2 separate regions of the Homo sapiens genome follow, and region 2 is linked to region 1. A link is an interaction called in ENCODE POLR2A ChIA-PET data of the cell type or tissue named here. Cell type or tissue: OCI-LY7. All regions are shown on one strand. Each heading gives the region's core, and the rest is flanking DNA. Links, peaks and the distances in the headings are about the cores only.

What was found. Peaks named below come from ENCODE experiments on the same cell type or tissue, not always from the same donor. Only the 100,000 strongest peaks of a DNase experiment are listed, where the experiment ranks them.
Region 2: POLR2A ChIA-PET joins it to region 1 with 10 read pairs; 3 of 35 experiments call an interaction of 5 or more read pairs at or near these places.

The regions. Positions count from the first base shown.
Region 1 is chr1:23,690,537-23,693,449 of GRCh38, reverse strand. RPL11 (ribosomal protein L11) reads right to left here and starts at 1,644. Exons shown (of 6, transcript NM_000975.5): 1 at 1,621-1,644; 2 at 691-841. The coding sequence starts at 1,626. RefSeq lists an enhancer at 1,363-1,682. In OCI-LY7, for the core only: CTCF peaks have their summits at 1,046 and 1,796; DNase peaks (open chromatin) are centred at 1,219 and 1,719; H3K4me3 peaks cover 1,978 bases; H3K27ac peaks cover 1,773 bases.
Region 2 is chr1:23,155,313-23,158,225 of GRCh38, reverse strand. All of the region lies in intron 1 of LUZP1 (leucine zipper protein 1), which reads left to right. Among named protein-coding and RNA genes, the nearest start is that of LUZP1, 12 kb to the left of the region's middle. In OCI-LY7, for the core only: no CTCF peak of the experiment used is centred there; no DNase peak of the experiment used is centred there; H3K27ac peaks cover 493 bases.

The sequences.
Region 1 (2,913 bases), core at 247-2,746:
TTGTACTGTTATCCATATTTTACAGGTGAGGTTTTGAGAGGTTTATTAACTTGCCAAACATCACAGCTGGTAACAAAAAGCAGGAGTGGAATCCAAAGACTTGCCATATTTCACTGTCCTAAAGCAACTACACATGTACAACTCATTTTATCTTCCACAATTATAAAGTATTACCCTCTTTATGCAAAGAAAAAAGCAGAGGTCCAGAGAGCCCAGAGTCAGACCAGCAAATGGTGAAGCCATCACTCAAACCCAGGCAATCTGTATACAACTTTTGAGATAGGGTCAACCAGGCTGGAGTGCAGTGGCACTAATATAGGCCACTGAAGCCTCATGCTCCCGTACAGCCCTGTTCTTAATGCAGCCTATATAACCCTAACTGCTAATCAGATCTAATGATCTTTACTTCGTTCCTGACATTTCCACTCTATCTCATATCCTAGTTACTTAGGAAAATCTTTACTTGGGCTAGTCTTAGCTTAAGATCTGCTCAAATAAAATCTAGTGTTCCAATCCCACACGCCATCTTGAATAAAAAAAAAAAAAAAAGACACCTCTTGGCCGGCTCATGAATTTAATGCTTTAAGTGATGCCGACTGTCACTTTCTAAACAGACTCGACAGCAGGTAAATCAAGAAACAACCAAGCGACCCAAGCAGGCAAACCCTGTATGTCCTTGTGACTACTCACCTTTGGAAAACACAGGGGTCTGCCCTGTGAGCTGCTCCAACACCTTGGCTGCTCGCGTCAGTCTGTCTCCACTCTCCCCAACACAGATGTTGAGACAGAGTTTGCGGATGCGAAGTTCCCGCATGGGGTTCTCCTTTTCACCTTGATCCTGCTGCAACAGGGAAGAGCAGCAGTCAATACACTCACAGCTGAGGGCCCTGAGTTTTACTACTTTCTATCTGCACAGCATTTTTATTTCTGCTCATCCCAAATCGTAACGAAGACCCTGAATGTTTAAAAGGTATAATGTTTAGGGGACATCAAGGGAAGAAGACAGCTCGGAACCTATCCTTCCTCCACGAACGGAACGGGTGAAGAGAAAACTCAGGACAGTTATTGAGTGTTAAAAGATACGGACACTGAGATCGAACCCTAAGAGGCTCAGGGTAACAAAGAGCGCCCCCATTGTAAGGCCAACTAAGGGGAGTGAGCGAAGAAACAGAACTTAATTGCTCAGTTAACAGGAAACACGTGGTTATGCGACGTCCAGCATCCTATTCGGAAGCTGTCTAAAGGCTGGCACCTTCCCTAAGCGGAGCAACCGACTAAGGTTTCCTAGCACCGAGCAAGTCTCAAGTCCCCGGGACCAGGAAAAGGCCCGGACCCCCCTGCCTCAGAACCCTCCATTCACCCCATCTGCCCCCGCTGCAGCCTCCTGACCGTGCTTCTGAGCACTCCGGGCAAGTGCCCGGAGCCGCTCCTAAAACGATGGCAGGGAAAGTGACAGAATTCAACCCTGCGTCCTTGGCTCGAACGGCTCTGCTAGTTTTGGGCCAGCAGGCATTGCGGGCTCCATATTCCTCGGGCTGCGGGCGAAGTAGCCCCCGCAGGCTCGGCCTGCCATGGATGGCGACGGATAAAGGAAAGCAAATCCAGGTCCCAGCTACTCACCGCCATGATGGAGAGCAGGAAGAGAAAGCGGAGCTTCCGGCCGAGGGCCTTATGGGCCAGGAGGCGGGCTCTTTTCCCAGGCTAACCACAGAGATGAAGACGAGGAAGAGAGGCGCATTTGGCAAAGCCCTGCAGCGTCGGCTTCTCCCTTGTGGGTAGTGCTAGCCACTGCAGGCGACGCTGGCTGAAGACCGGGATCTGGGTTTTCCAAAAATAGTTTTTGAAAGCTCCCGAATCAGCACGTCCTTGAGTTTCCGGACCTTGAGGACGTTCTCTCCTCCCAGTGTCACGAGCTGGTGGTCCTTGTGTGATGAGAACGCCAAAACTACATTAAATCAATCATGCAAATTATGACGCAAATTTATTCTGTAACAACGTAAACAAATATAATTTATTTATTTATTTATTTTTTGAGACGGAGCCTCGCTGTGTCACCCAGGTTGAAGTGCAGTGGCGCGATATCGGCTCACTGCAACCTCCGCCTCCCGGGTTCAAGCGATTCTCCTGCCTCAGCCTCCCAAGTAGCTGGGATTACAGGCACGCACCACCATACCGGTCTAATTTGTTTGTATTTTTAGTAGAGATGGGGTTTCACCATGTTGGTCGGGCTGGTATGGAACTCCTGACCTCAAATGATCCACCCGCCTTGGCCTCCCAAAGTGCTGGGATTACAGGCGTGAGCCACCACTCCGGGCACAAATAGAATTTATACAAACGGAAAGGAGTGGTGGTTTAAGAGTCCCGAGCTTGAAGACAGGCAGATGTGGTCCTGTCTCGACCAGCTAGTAGCTATGTGACCTTGGGCAAGTTACTACAGGGTGCGTATTCCTAACCTGAAAAGCCTGGGACCAGACGGTTTTTAGATTTGGGATTTTTCCGGATTATGGAATATTCGCATAAACATAATGAGATATCTTGGGGATGGAACCCAAGTCTGAATATGAAATTAATTTATGTTCCATATACACCTTATACACATAGTCTGAAGGTAATTTTATACAATATTTTAAGTAAGTTTGTGCATGAAACAAAGTTTGTGTACATTGAACCATCAGAAAGCAAAGGTGTCACTATCTCAGCCACCCTTGTGGACAATCTCTGGTTGGTTGGCCTAACCATTTTTCCAGACTGTAAATGTATATGCTATTGATAAGCAATACTTTCTTACGCTTATTCACATATAAGTACTTAACAGCGGCCGGGCGCGGTGGCTCACGCCTGTAATCCCAGCACTTTGGGAGACCGAGACGGGCGGATCGCGAGGTCAGGAAATCGAGACCATCCTGGCTAACA
Region 2 (2,913 bases), core at 161-2,660, 540 kb after region 1:
CCTTCAGGGGCACTCTGGAAGCAAATATAATGGAAGTATGAGTTTAAATGTTTAAATTAGACAATTTCAGTTGTTTTTCATTACTTTTCAGTATCATTTGACTGCTTTTACACAGATCTGGTATGATATTTCACATTTCCAATTTTGTTACTATGTAGTTTCATAGTCATCTCTGGGGCAACTGTAAGGTATTATGACTGCCTTTTTTTTTAAAGAGACAGGTTCTCATTCTGTTGCCCAGGCTGGAGTGCGGTGGCTCAATAATAGCTCACTACAACTTTGAACTCCTGGGCTCAAGCGATCCTCCTGCCTCAGCCTCCTGAGTAGCTAGGGCTACTAGTGCATGCCACCATGCCTGGCTAATTAAATTTTTTTTTTTTTGGTAGGGGCAAGATTTATGTATTATTTTTGTTTTGTTTTGTTTTGTTTTGTTTTGAGATGGAGTCTCCCTCTATGGCTCATGCTGGAGTGCAGTGGCGCGATCTTGGCTCACTGCAACCTCCGCCTCCTGGGTTCAAGCTATTCTTCTGCCTCAGCCTCCTGAGTATCTGGGATTACAGGCACCCACCACCACGCTGGGCTAATTTTTGTATTTTTAGTAGAGATGAGGTTTCACTGTGTTGTCCAGGCTGGTCTTGAACTCCTGACCTCAGGTGATCTGCCTGCCTTGGCTTCCCAAAGTGCTGGTATTATAGGCATGAGCCACCGTGCCTGGCGAGACAGGTCTTGATATGTTACCCAGGCTGATCTTGAATTCCTGGCCTCAAACGATCCTCCTGCCTCAGCCTTCCAAGGTGCTGGGATTATAGGTAGGCACCACTGTGCCTGGCCTAGGACGGCTTTTTAAAAACAAACATCAGAACTCTCCAAATGGGAAGTTATTTTTTTTTTATTGAGACAGGGTCTCACTCTGTTACCCAGGCTGGACTCCAGTGGCATGATCACAGCTCACTGCAGCCTTGAACTCCCGGGCCCTAGCAGTCCTCTCACTTTAGCCTCCCTAGTAGCTAGGACTATAGGCACGCACTACCACATCTACTAATTCTTGTATCTTTTGTTAGAAATGGGATTTTGGCATGTTGCCAGGCTGGTCTGCAACTCCTGGGCTCAGTGATCCTCATACCTTGGCCTTCCAAAATGTTGGGATTACAGGCGTGAGCCACTGCTCCCTGCCTTGGAAAGTTATGTATTTATTTTAGTGACATTTCCAAATTCTGAAATATTTGGTATATTTCTTTTGAATTTGTCTTTAGAGCATATTACGTGTTCTTAATTCTGGTAAGTCATCATTGTGCAGGTGCTTATATTTAACTTTTGGAGATAGGAAAGTCTGGTGAAGGAAGTGAGTGGTCAGCATTGTTTTTGGCCACAAATGAAATGTTATTCTAAAAGGTGGAGACTAGCATTTTGTGTGTGTGTGAGGTTTGTCTTTGAGAATCCTATAAATGGCACGTCAAAAAAGTTTTGAGTCTTGGCCACATGATTGGAAGATGCGCCCAGTCATCCCAATCCTTGGAAGGTCTTACCTCCCAAGATGGCGCCATTGAATAACAGCACTTGTTTTCAGTGCTGAAACCTCTATAAAACAAATCATGGTATGAATATGACCCATATTACAATTAAATTGGAATTCTCTTAATGAAAACATTAGGTTGTATTAATGTCACTGTGATTTTATTTATAACGTTAATAAATTAATATTGTTAAATTTTGTCTAAGAAAGGAACATGTTTAGTCTGCTGACAGGCAAATCTGTGTAGGAACAGATTCGAACTGAAGTATAATTAAAGGGTGAAATGTATTTTTCTGGCCCACTTTCCAATGCTTTATTTTTTGTTTTTATTTTTTGAGACAGTCTCGCTCTGTTGCCCAGGCTGGAGTGCAGTGGCATGATCTCGGCTCACTGCAACTTCTGCCTCCTGGGTTCAAGCGATTCTCCTGCCTCAGCCTCCCCAGTAGCTGGGATTACAGGCTCATGCCACCATGCCTGGCTAATTTTTGTATTTTTAGTAGAGACAGGGTTTCACCATGTTGGCCAGGCTGGTCTCGAACTACGACCTCAAGTGATTCACCTGCCTTGGCCTCCCAAAGTGCTGGGATTACAGGTGTGAGCTACCGTGCCTGGCCGGCTTTATTTGCATAGGCTTTCTACAGATGCTGAAGAACTCAAATAGAAAAATGGTATCATTTACCTTGGTCTGACAGCATTTTTCTGTTTCTAAACATAAATCTCTGTTTTTATCTAGTTTCAAGTTAACTGGTAACGTTAACTGTTGAGATAAAGTTAATTTTTGGTTAAGTCCTGGAACAGCTTTATCAAAAATGTGCTGTTTTCCCAATTATCTGCGGGTATTTATCTGATTTAGGCCATTTTAGTGATTCACCAGTGAATGAGCAGCTCATTTAAGTGTTAATTTTTTTTTAGATGGAGTTTCACTCTTGTTGCCCAGGCTGGAGTGAGTGCAATGGCACGATCTTGGCTCTCGGGTTCAAGTGATTCCCTCATCTCAGCCTTCCGAGTAGCTGGGATTACAGGCACCCGCCACCACGCCTGGCCCATTTAAGTTTATAATTCAGATATTTTGAAGAATTCTTAGTCATTGAGGACTAATGATGAAACCAGTTGCTGACTTCTATATGACAGCTACAGTACTTAAGTACCTTTTATGTGTTTATTTAATCTCTTTTCAGCAACCCATTAGGGTAGATATTAATGAGGATAACTATTATTATCCTCATTTTGCAGAGGAAAAAACTAAGTCCCTAAGATGTGAGATCGGTTTGACCCAAGGTCAGTGCCAAGCTAGGATTTGACCTTGAGTTTACTCTTGAACATTACATTGTTTTAACACATAATGATTTTATGAACTGTGTACTGCCCTGTAAGTAAATGAGGTCAACATTGTCTTATGT